Linked DNA regions of Homo sapiens: all the other regions are linked to region 3. A link is a contact called in ENCODE Hi-C or POLR2A ChIA-PET data. All regions are on one chromosome and are shown on one strand. Each heading gives the region's core, a stretch centred on a gene start or an enhancer-like site at or near the end of the contact. The rest is flanking DNA. Distances are from core to core; before and after follow the strand shown.

Region 1 (4,212 bases), core at 394-2,893, 620 kb after region 3:
AAGAAAGAGTTGGGCTTCAACTTTCCACTTCAAAACTTTTGAACCTATTTTTGTTCTCCCCTCTCAGTTTTACATCTCTTGAACAATCAATGCAACAGGCATCTCCATTGTAATCTCATTGAGAATAAGTGGATGTGACTTTCAGTGTCCACTTGCTAATTTTAGTCCTTTGAGTTCTGGCCCAAAGGAAAGGAACAGACCAATCAGCATATAGATCAAAAATCAAAATGAGAAAGCTCACCAACCGAGAAAGCAAAGGAGCATTTTCATTCTTCTGTTGTGATAATACAATATTTCTTGCTTTTGCCTTTGTTGTACAACATCTATAAAAATGTGATGATGAAAAAAAACAGGTGAAAGTGAATGATTTAGGTTCTAGTCTGGGTTTTGTCACTCACTGGGTGATCTGACCAATCTTCTCCAATTCTGTTTCATCATCTGTAAAGTAAGAGGGTTACACCAGTTCTGATATTATATTATTCTATCTGAAGTGATTATTAATAGTATATAGAATAGTCGTACTGCTTATGTGCTTGAAATTGGTTTTGATACCAATGGCTAAGTAGAAGTGATTCTGACCCTTATCATGAACACTTCAGTGGGCTTCATTCTTCAAAAAGAAAATGTCATATTTAAGTATTTTTAATTTTACATATTTCTGTAAATTGTAGTTTAATTAAGGTTTCCTTAGAGAGCAGAAGATGGAATCCCAGAATTTGGAAAACAGCTTTTTAAAACCTCTTTGCTGATTGTGTTAGGAATTTAGTAAGGCAGAGAGGGCTGCCTGCCTACCTGTGACTGTGGAGTCAGATGGGTAGATCCAGTACTCAGATGTTAATCTCTTTAGAAGATTATTTTTTAAAAAGAAGATTACAAAGATGAAGAATATGGTATCACTTTGCAAAAATCACACCCACGGCTCTTGCCCCTAGTGTTATTTCCTATATAAACATTGAATAATGAAAAAGTCTTGCAGTAAGAGCTAAGAGCTATCAAAAGTTTCATAAACAACATTGAGTTAAAAGGGTAGTAATGTGTAAGGAAACAAAATTTTTCCATTTGGGTTTTTCTCTCTCTCTTAAAAAAATAAATGTGATCCTTTTGTGCTATCAGCTACATTTTGTTGGATTTATACAGTAAGTGTACCTCTTCTATTACTTCACTAACTTAAATAACAAAGATGAAGGGGAAAAACTCATGGGATTGGGAAGGGCAGTTCTTATTTACAGCCATATCTCTAGCTCTGAGCATAGTGCCTGGGATGCATTAGTTGGGCATTAAATATTTGTGCAAGGAATACATTAAGAATTGGATACTGGGAAGGGGCTGTAATGAAAGAACAATTTTAGGTGACAAAATGGGAGCTGATTGCTGCTCTTATGTCTGATTATAGAGCTTTAACTATGATGGTCAAAGCAAGAGGGCTTTGAAGACAGCATAATCATCCTGTGGAATCCAAACTGCACAGAAATCGAATGAAAACATCTTTAATTAGTGTCAGGAATTGTCCTACAGTTTTAAGATGAGTGAGTTTTTTTTCATGCAATTGAATCTACGCCATGAGAAGTCTACCCCACTAATCACTGAGGATGTATAAAAGTCCCAGGGAAGCTGGTGATAGTTGTACTCAGGAAACTTGCCCTTGACCTCCAAACACATCTACAGTTGCTGAACCATGAGCTACTACAGAAGCTATTATGGAGGCCTGGGCTATGGCTATGGAGGCTTTGGTGGCTGGGGCTATGGCTATGGCTGCGGCTATGGCAGCTTCCGCAGGTTGGGCTATGGCTGTGGCTACGGAGGCTATGGATTCAGCTGTTGCCGACCATTATACTACGGAGGATATGGATTCTCTGCCTTCTACTGAAGAGTGAACTCATTCTTTGGATCACTAGAATCTGTCTATCATCCTGACTTAATTCTCCTTTCAGGTCTTTTTACCCCCTCTGTGAATTGCGCAGCCACTTTCTTGATAAACCAGACAAAGCAGCAAAGGGTGCCTTGTGAACTCTTCAAAGTCAAGACTCAATTCTGGCAACAAACACAACAGAATCAGTGGCAGCAGCAAGGGGAGCCCTTCCTGTAGAATGACCTAGAATCCCACCTTTCAAGCTGTGAATCCCTCTCTTCCCTTATTAATATATCAACATGGCACCAACTCTTCTTCTATTTCAATAAACTAATTTTAATAGTAGAGCAAATTTGGTTTAATTTTTTTTTCTGTTTTACTGTGGTAAGAACACTTAACATGAGATCTACCCTCCTAACAACTGTTTGAGTCAACCATACATTATTGTCGACTACAGGTACCATACTGTATAGCTGATCTCTAAGGTCCGTTCACCTTGCCTGACTTAAACTTCATGCCTCTTTGTCAGTAACTGCCTATTTCTCCCTTCACCCAGCCCTTGGTAACTGCCATTCTACTCTTGGATTCTACAAATTTCACTCTTTTGGATGCCTCATGTAAAGTGGAATCGGGCAGTATTTGTCTTTCTGTGGCTGGTATATCTCACTTGGTTTCATTTCTATTGATTCATTTCACAGAACCAGACCCAAGCTTCCAGGATCTGTGTGTGTGTTAATTCACCATTGTATATTCTGTGGTCATGACAATACCTGGCATGTATAAGGCAGTCAAGAATATTTGTGGATTAAGAAACTTGCTCATCAGTGTTATAATATAAAATCATTTTTAATCTGTCCAGTGGTTTGGGGATAATTTGGGGATAATGGTGTTCTTTTATAGCTCTCCACCCTCTTCTCACCCCATTTCCTCTTATACACACACATACTCACACACTCTGGTCAAATATCTCCCACCCTAGGTGGAGTTTATTTTTGCCCCAGCAGCTGACAAAAAACCTCAACAGTAGCACTCCATATGTACACCCTTACAGGGTCAGGCAGAATGCCTTGCATTTTGTCAAGAAGCATAAATGAAAAATTATTTGCTTTCAAGGCAAGCTACAGATATTTGCCACATAACTGGAAAATGTGCACGTCTGGACTTCACCATAAACAACCTAATGTCTATCAACAGTATAATGGAAAAATAAATTGCAGTATAGTCTTACAATGGAATATTACACAGCAATGACAATGGCCAAACTAGAGCTATAGGCAACAACCTGGCTGAACCTCACGATCATAATGTGGAGTGAAAGGACCCAGGCATAGTAGAATAAATACAGTATGAGCCCATTTATTTAAGTTTTTAGACAAGAAAAACGACATTACAGGGTTAGAAGTCAGGATAGTCGTTACCTTTGGGAAGACAGTATTCATGGGAGGACTTGAGGGGGACTTCTGAGGTGCTGGCAATTTTCCATGTTTTGATCTGGAAGTGGTTACATGGAGGTTCTTTCTAAGTTATTAAATTTATGTTGTGTGTATTTTTCAGCATGTTTGTTATATTTCAATTTAAAATGGTCTAAAAATTGATAATATTCCATGATTTCAAAAGTGCCTTCTAGGAGCAGATAATTCAGATAGTTCAAATTTTTTTGAGGACCTACTTTGTATTACATGCTGGCTACGTCATATGGAAATTTCAAATGAATAATACATCGCTTTTGGTGTCAAGAAACTCAAAATATAGCAGCCCATAATAGAGACATAGGTGGGGAAGGGAGGTCTTTGAGAAGGGAGTGGTGAGTTTCTATTCCAAAATTTAGGAGATTAGGAAAGTTTCTCCTAATGTGTCTAAGCCTCAACTTTAGGATATATACATGTTATTAGTATTGTTAGTCACAAATCTAATCGTATCTGAAAGAATAAGACCTAAAGAAAGTTAAACAGTAACCACAAAGAAAATCAAGTGAAAAACATGAATTAAGAAACTTCTTACCTATGGGTTTCTCTCTTTAGCTTACATAGGAAGTGCATTTTGCTCAGTGGACACGGAGTATATTTGCTGAGTGTGCTGCGGGTAATATGAGTAGGAGATGTGTATGATTAACAGAGAAAACAAATCTAGCTCAATACTGACAAAACTTCAAAGGGAATTTTGATGCCTAAAATTGTTCTGGATGATTTTGAAAATTATATAATAGGCTAAATTATTCTTTGGAATATTGTGAGAAAAATTTGTTATGCTGATAGGAAAGATGCAAATATATTAACAAAAATGGTGTTTGCCATCCTTTAATTAATTTATCTACTCTATTAAAATGGTTTGGATAAGTAAAGATATACAGTTACTAATATCCT
Region 2 (3,806 bases), core at 1,170-3,669, 580 kb before region 3:
TGAGTCGGGGTCTCGCTGTGTCGCCCAGGCTGGAGTGCTGTGGCACGATCTCGGCTCACTGCAGTTCATTGCGGCTCACTGGCTAATTCTTGTATTTTTAGTAGAGACAGGGTTTCATCATGTTAGCCAGGCTAGTCTCGAACTTCTGACCTCAGGTAATCTGCCTGCCTTGGCCTCCCAAAGTGCTGGGATTACAGGTGTGAGCCACCGCGCCTGGCCTTGTCGTGAATAAAACTTCTAATAAGTATCTGCATACAAATTTTTGAGTGGACACAGGCTCACATTTCTCTTGGGTAAACCCCTGTGAGTAGGATTGCTGGGTCATATGGTAAGTCTGTGTTTAACTTTATAAGAAATGTTTAGATGTTCCAGTTTCTCTGCATCCTCACCGGCACTTGTTACTGTCAGGTTTTAGGTGTACAGTGGTGCTTCATGATCATTTTCATTTGCATCTGCCTAATGACTATGATAAACATCTTTTTCATATGCTTGTCACATATATATACCATTTGGTAACACACCTATTCTAGTGTTTTGACCATTTTTTAAAAACTGGGTTGTCTGATTTTCTTACTGCTGCACTTTGGTAGTTCTTTTTATATTCTAGATCCAACTCTTTTTTTAGGTATTTAAAAAATATTATCTCCCAGTCTGTAGCTTGATTTTTTATTCTCTTAACTTTTCACTGAGCAAGTTTTTGATTTTGATAAAGTCCAATTTAGCAACTTTATCTTTTTTGGTGTCATATCTACGAACTCTTTGCCTAATCCCAGATTACAAAGATTTTCTCCTGTGTTTGCTTCTAAAACGTTTAACGTTTTTCATTTAGGTTTGTGATCTATTTTGAATTTTTTTTAATAAGGTGTGAGGTTTCTGCTGAAGTTTATTTATTTTGCCTCTGGATGTCCAATAAGTCCACACCGTTTGTTGGAAAGCCATCCTTCTTCCAGTGAATCGCTTTTCACCTTTGTCAAGAATCAGTTGGTTCTGTCTGTGTGGGTCTGTTTCCAGGTGCTCTCTTTTGTTCTGCCAGTACCACACTGTCTTGGGGAGGTAGATAAATAGTTCACTCACTTGTTAGGAGTCTGGCTACACTTTTGCTGAAAGAAGTGTTTTAAAACATTACCAGTTCGACATGGCCCCACCATGTCTGAGTCTTCACTACCCCTGTCCATCCATCAGAGTCCCACAACACTGGGAGCTTCTGGAGGGCAGGGATAGGGACATTCTTTTTGATAAGCCCAGCACAGGACCTTCCACATAGCAGGTGCTCAATCATATTTGTGGGGAAAAAAATGACTAATGATTCACTGGCTAAATACTGTCTACATTCAAGAATACAGACAAGAAGTCACATTTAGAAGGAGGCTTTTAATCACAGAGTGACCATTTTACAAACAGGGAGCAGAGACATTTTTGCTGTGCTCCAGCACTCAAAAACTTTTTCTTTTTTTTTTAAGTACAGTCTAATTCAGATGAAGAAAATATACTTATGGGCTATGACCTTTTTCCCCAACCAAAATGAAATAATTATATTAAATGCCATGAAAAAAATGATGTATATTTATACCTAAGATTATCTATTTTACTCAGTAGAAGAATATGATGAGGAAACAGGCACTGGCTTTCACCTTCCGAAATGGCCATATCCAGGCATCTTTGGAAAGTGACAGGCCATGGAGCCTTATCATCCCTCCTCCTGATGTGGATTCAGGTTTATATTGGAAAATTCAATCGCTCTCAGGCTGCTTCTTGCTGCTGTAAAAATCCTTTCTGGCCGGGCGCGATGGCTCGCGCCTGTAATCCCAGCACTTTGGGAGGCTGAGGCGGGTGGATCACGAGGTCAGGAGATCGAGACCATCCTGGCTAACACAGTGAAACCCCGTCTCTACTAAAAACACACAAAAATATAGCCGGGCGTGGTGGCGGGCGCCTGTAGTCCCAGCTACTCGGGAGGCTGAGGCAGGAGAGTGGCGTGAACCCGGGAGGCGGAGCTTGCAGTGAGCCGAGATGGCGCCACTGCACTCCAGCCTGGGCGACAGAGCGAACTCCGTCTCAACAACAACAACAACAACAAAAAACCCAAAATCCTTTCTGGTATGAAATTGTCAAGAGAGCAACACAGAAGAATTTCTTTGAGTCTTCTGTGGGACAAGAAAATAGCTCGATAAGGCAGTTTTCCATAATTGTGCTCTTTATAGTGAAATGTTACCGCTTTGCCTCTGAGCTGTTAAGGGTTGACATGTGTGTCTTTTATTACACCTGCCAGGGGAGGAAAGAATGTCAGAAACCCAGCCTGAGAAGCCCTAGTTCCTTCTCTGATGTTTAATTTCTTACATCTCTGCTTCAGACAGTCTGGTCTAGCAGACAGGCAACAAGGCCGAGGTAGCTGGCTCCAAGTCTTCCTAAATTCTCAGGAACTCCATGTTCCTTCCAAGGAAAGGGAAATAGGATGTAGCCCATCACCCTGCCACACCATCTTCACTGAGACAGAATCATAAGAACGATGACACTTAAGTTACCATTTGGGGTCACATCCTTGACAGTTGGCTCTGTTGCTTTCTTGAGTTTTTTTTTTTTTTTTTTATTGTCAGCTAGACATTTTGCTTCTTCAAATAAAGCAGTACTCCACTGGAATGTTGCTCGGATTTTAATTGTGTTTTCTTTGGATGGAAAAGAATTTGAAGTTCTACTTTCGTAATAACCACACCAAATGATTTACTTAAACTGAAAGTGAACAGTCAGTTACATGTTTAGTTTTCAGTCATGACATTGTATATGAAAGTTATGAAAAAGTAAGTGCCATCTATGTTGACTCTGAAAAAATATACATATAAAAATCACTACGGTCTCTCTAGAAACGCTGAAAGCCAAATATAATCTTAACATTTAAATGTGAACTTGAGGAATAGGGCCACATTTTAACAGCTTGACAGGCTTCGGTTTCAGCTGCTTTCTTTAAAGAGAAATTTCTAAATATTTAAGCAGCATCTGTCAAGTCTCCCAGACATGAGCCATGAATGAGACTTCCTGTATTATGGGGATTGTAGTGACTGCTAGAAAAATAAACTGCAAATAAATGAATCCAAGGGAGAGGGATGCAAATACGCTCTGCAGTACGAGTTCACTGAGAAGGGAGGCTGGACTAATTTCCTTGAGTAGGTACTTTAAAAAAACCAAAACCACATCTTTTGGGCGTCAGTGTCTGTGGCAGTCCATTGCAGACACAGATGTTTGTGTACAAAGACCAGGGCATTCATGTATAAATACAAGTAAGTGTAGCAACATATATTGTACATCCAAGTCTTATTTAATCGTGACAACATTTTTGTGTGCTATTATTATCACCATCCTGTAGATGGAGAAGAAACCAAGTCTGGCTGTATCCCTTGATTTTGCCCAGGGTCACGGTCTTAGTTTGTTTTGGCTGCTATAAGAAAATACCACCAACTGGGTGGCTTATAAACAACAACTGTGAGAAATTTAGTTCTCACAGTTCTGGAGGCTGGGAAGTCCAAGAACAAGGCCCCGTAGGTTTGGCATCTGGTGGCAGCTGCTCTTGGTTCCTAGATGGCATCTTCTTGCTGGGTACTCATGTGGCGGAAGGGACAACTCTCCTCTCTTTAGCTCCTTACAAGGACACTAATCCCATTCGTGAGGGCTTCACCTTCGTGACCTAATCACCTGTCCAGAGACATTCCAGTACCACCATGTTGGGGATTAGGTTTTAACGTATGAATTTAAGGGACACAGAGGTTCAGTCCATGCATCATGTAATTGGTTGATGTTGGTTCTGCTGTCTCCAG
Region 3 (3,744 bases), core at 654-3,153:
CGTCAACAGATCGAGACCATCCTGGCCAACATGGTGAAACGCCGTCTCTACTAAAATATAAAAAATTAGCCAGGCGTGGCGGCGCGCGCCTGTAGTCCCAGCTACCCGGGAGGCTGAGGCAGGAGAATTGCTTGAACCTGGGAGGCGGAGGTTGCAGTGAGCTGAGATCGCGCCACTGCACTCCAGCCTGGGCGACAGAGCGAGACTTGGTCTGAAAAACAAAACACTAGTACTGGTGAATTATGTGGGGAGAAGTAAAGAGGGACAAAAAGAAGTCTGACAAATGAAACAGCAAAATGGAGTCAAATGCCAAAGAACCTTTTCCAGAAAATCTGGAGACCTATTAAAGAAAAAGGCTAAACTCATTATCTCCCTCACATATATTTCAGACATTTACACAGACTAACTGTTCCTGTCCTCTCACGTTTCTGTAAACCCCTTTAAAGACTGAATCTCATTCGTATAGTAAATATTCCCTCATGATTTTTAAGCCGAGTGCAAGAGAAAATTTTCCACCAGTTGGTAACTTCACTAAGGTTCTGGGGACAGTGTTATCACAAGCACCTTCCTTGCAACACGTTTTGTAATTTTACTGATAAAAGTTCTGAAAATATTTCTGTATATTTTACAAGAGTCGTTCAGAAGTTTGTCTCTGACCATCTTAGCAACCTGCCTACTGGCAGAGCAATTTTAAAGCCACTTTACGAAAATGTGGCTTAAGAAATGCTCCGACAACAGTTATTAAGTGCCAATTCGGTGTAATGGAAACTCCAGGTCTTCTAATTTCCAAATACGAAACTCCACCCACTGTCCTCAAACGACAGTTCTCAATCGTAGGTGCACATCAAAATCACTTTTGGAAACTTTCAAAAAACAGCAATACTCACCCTGCACTAGGACAGGTTTTGATGTAATTGGTCGGAGGTTGGGCTCTGGTGTATTTTTAGTAAGATCTTCAAATAAGCTAACTGTGCACCCAAAGTTAAGATCACTGCCCTCAAAAATCCCCAAAAGGGTCAGTTAAACCTCTGGCTCCCGGAGCTTAGGAGGAGGAAAAGGACCTCTGTTCAAGGCTACCTTCTCTGCCCTTGCAGCCCAATCATGACCTAGAACAGAGGCCAGCAAACTTCCCTGCAAAGTGTCACACAAACGGTCTCTGTTGCGTATTTTTGTTTTCCAAAGCCTTTTAAAAATATAAAAACCATTCCTAGCCTTAGAGCTGTACAAAAGCGAAGACTCCCTGACCTAGAGCGCTGAAGCCGGAAAGCGGAGAGGGATGCGAAGACACCAGGCGGGCCCAGGCGCAGTCGCCATCCCCGGGCTGGGCCTGGCACTGCGCCACTCGGTGTCCGCGGGACCCTCAGGAACGAGAACACGGCCAAGCAAGGGACGAGCACAGCCGCTCCAGGCACCACGACAGACCCGCGGCGGCGGCCCAAGGACCACAGAGGGCAGCACGCCCGCCCCCGCCCCTCCCCGGCCCGCGGCAATCCCTCCCCGCGCTCCCGCCACGCGCAGGCCCAGCCCCGCGGCGGCCTCGGTCCCACGCCCCGCGCCCGGGCCCGCCCGGTGACTCAGCACTTGGGCACCGCACCGCTGGGGGCGAAGGCACCGACCGGGCGGCACGGGCCGGGACCGGGCGCTGGACCAGGGCGGCCCCGAGGCCTGGCGGGCGACCCGCTCCTAGCAAAGGTGCGCGGGGGGACGAGCGGGTGGGAGCGGCCTCGCAAACAAGCCTCCGTCCCAGCCCTTGCCTTCTGCTCGAAATTGATGATGCCCTGCACTGGGCCGTCGCCCTTCAGCACGCACACGGCCTTCGTCGCCATAACTCGCTAGGCCACGCCGAGGTCCTGGTTCCGAGGACTGCAACGGAAACCCCAGACGCTGCAGGAGACTACGACGCAAACCAGCACCCCGTCTCCGCGACTACTTTATAGGCCAGACCTCCGCGCCTCGCCCACTCTGGCCCCAAACCAATCGCCTCGCACGCGCTCAGCCCGCCCCCTGCGGCAGCCTCGGGTCGCGAGTGGCCGGGAATGACTGGGGGCGGGGCCAAGGGGCCGCGTGCGCCGGAGACTCCCCCCGCCCCGCAGCCGGGAAACGTCCAGAACCCCGAAATGTGGAGAAAACAACCTTCTTTTCACGGGGGCGTGGCCCGCCGGTTGCAGTACGCGAAATTGGCAAAATGATGTAAACAGGGTACGCTTTGAAAATCTGAAGTCACTTTGTCTAGAAATGTCATTAGTTATGACTGAGTTTGGCCACAGCGTCTCATTTGTTACTCAGCAATTGGGACGCCCCAAGATGGATGCTTTTGTAGTTTTCATTTTTTTGTCTTGTTTTTTAGTTTTCTGAGGGTATAGAAAGTCGCTACACCTCAATCCCGGGACTTACCTTTTCTTCCCCTGCAATTTTCTTAGTCCTTAGTATAGAGTTTCTTATTTGGTTGGCAGAATTCGGTATTCTTTTTATATTTTTCCTGTTTGGCAAGGCCACAACCCTACAGATAACCAAACGGCAACTAGTTGGCTTCTAGGCATCACCTGCGTTTTTGTCTGGCCTAAAGGCCACAACACTCAAGGAGGGTAGAATGGTGAAATAATTTATGATGCCTCCATACAACAGGAATGATAAATATGACTTACCTTTCAAGGGAAATATTTCAAAAACATATTGTGAAATGAGAAAATAGTGCAAACTACTTTTGTCCGGGGCGAGGGGGTTGTTTGTTTGATTTTTGAGACAGGGTCTCGCTCTGTCACCCAGGCTGGAGTGCAGTGGCGCCATCATAGCTCACTGCAGCCTCCACCTCCTGGGTTCAAGCCATCCTCCTGCCTCAGCCTCCCAAGTACCTGGGACCACAGGCATGTGCCACCACACCTGGCTGATTTTTGTATTTTGGGTACAGATGGGGTTTTACCATGTTGCCCAGGCTGGTTTCAAACTCCTGAGCTCAAGCCAGCCATCTACCCACCTCGGCCTCCCAAAGTGCTGGGATTACAGACATGAGCCACCACGTCCAGCCTAGTACTTAATATTGAGTATGGCAAAATACTGAGACTTAATTGAAGTCCAGTGTGAAACAACAATAGAAGCTATTCCAGCCTCGTTTGGAGTACACTACTATCGATTTATTTACTTATTTATTATTTACGCTATTTAGACCCTCAGACTCTAATGCATCCTCTATCAGAGAAATACAATTCACATTTTTTTATCATCCTCTAGGAAGTATACATATTTGCAGTTTTGCCTGTTGTATTTGGTAGTAGTCTCCAGATAATTCGTATATTCTAAACGGTTGCATAAACAGTGCAAATGCTGGCCAAAGGGCCTTTGCCCAAGGCTAAAGTTTCTTTGGGTTCCAGGAAGTTCGGCAGATTTCAGTTCATTGTAAACTTGCCAAGGGATCCGCCCACAGACACGAGAGAGCTGCTTTGGGACAGTGAATTACTCTTCTTTTGAGACGGTCTAATGATGCCTGGGTGGTGCCTTCGTAGGATGGTCGTCACACCTGAACAAGGGGGTCCCTGGCCCCAGGCCCCATGCTTTACTGGGCCCTGTTCTGTCCCTCTTCTGGCATCATCTCCCATGGAGAAAAGAATGTGTTGAAGCCAAGAAGATGCTCCCCCCGCAAGAATATCATCTCTGCTAGAACAGGGGTAAGGAATTTAACTCTGTGATATTTAAGAGTATTTATATCTTCCTAATGCAGGGCATCGAATGTGGGCACTATGGACATTT

Evidence for each region. A loop is a pair of places that touch in the nucleus more often than their neighbours do. ChIA-PET counts read pairs that join two places held with the same protein, here RNA polymerase II (POLR2A). Pooled maps may share reads with other maps.
Region 1: a loop to region 3 is called in a map with no recorded cell type, with 4 times the contacts of the local background. The contact joins the promoter of KRTAP19-8 here to the promoter of SOD1 in region 3. A Hi-C loop is called at or near these places in 2 of 37 single-sample maps with no recorded cell type and 2 of 50 pooled maps.
Region 2: a pooled map shows a loop between it and region 3 (2.7-fold over the local background). The contact joins the enhancer-like site here to the promoter of SOD1 in region 3. A Hi-C loop is called at or near these places in 3 of 168 maps with a recorded cell type or tissue (ascending aorta, chondrocyte and sigmoid colon) and 14 of 50 pooled maps. POLR2A ChIA-PET finds 5 or more read pairs at or near these places in 1 of 52 experiments (RWPE1).

What each region holds. Positions count from the first base shown.
Region 1 is chr21:31,035,907-31,040,118 of GRCh38, reverse strand. KRTAP19-8 (keratin associated protein 19-8) reads left to right here and starts at 1,643. Exons shown (of 1, transcript NM_001099219.1): 1 at 1,643-1,960. The coding sequence starts at 1,676. The coding sequence ends at 1,867. LOC105372774 (a long non-coding RNA gene) reads right to left here. Exons shown (of 3, transcript XR_937657.2): 3 at 3,851-3,925. RefSeq lists an enhancer at 764-933.
Region 2 is chr21:32,240,149-32,243,954 of GRCh38, reverse strand. It overlaps a transcript of MIS18A not described here. Among named protein-coding and RNA genes, the nearest start is that of MIS18A, 37 kb to the left of the region's middle. Within about 2 kb of position 2,419, at least 2 of the 41 ENCODE cell types and tissues checked have a DNase peak (open chromatin) inside an H3K27ac peak, as active enhancers do.
Region 3 is chr21:31,657,852-31,661,595 of GRCh38, reverse strand. It overlaps SOD1 (superoxide dismutase 1), which reads right to left and starts at 1,903. Exons shown (of 5, transcript NM_000454.5): 1 at 1,755-1,903. The coding sequence starts at 1,826. SOD1-DT (SOD1 divergent transcript) reads left to right here and starts at 1,572. Exons shown (of 3, transcript NR_187558.1): 1 at 1,572-2,199; 2 at 3,501-3,662. RefSeq lists enhancers at 1-51, 52-561, 1,061-1,260 and silencers at 1,421-1,700, 1,971-2,290.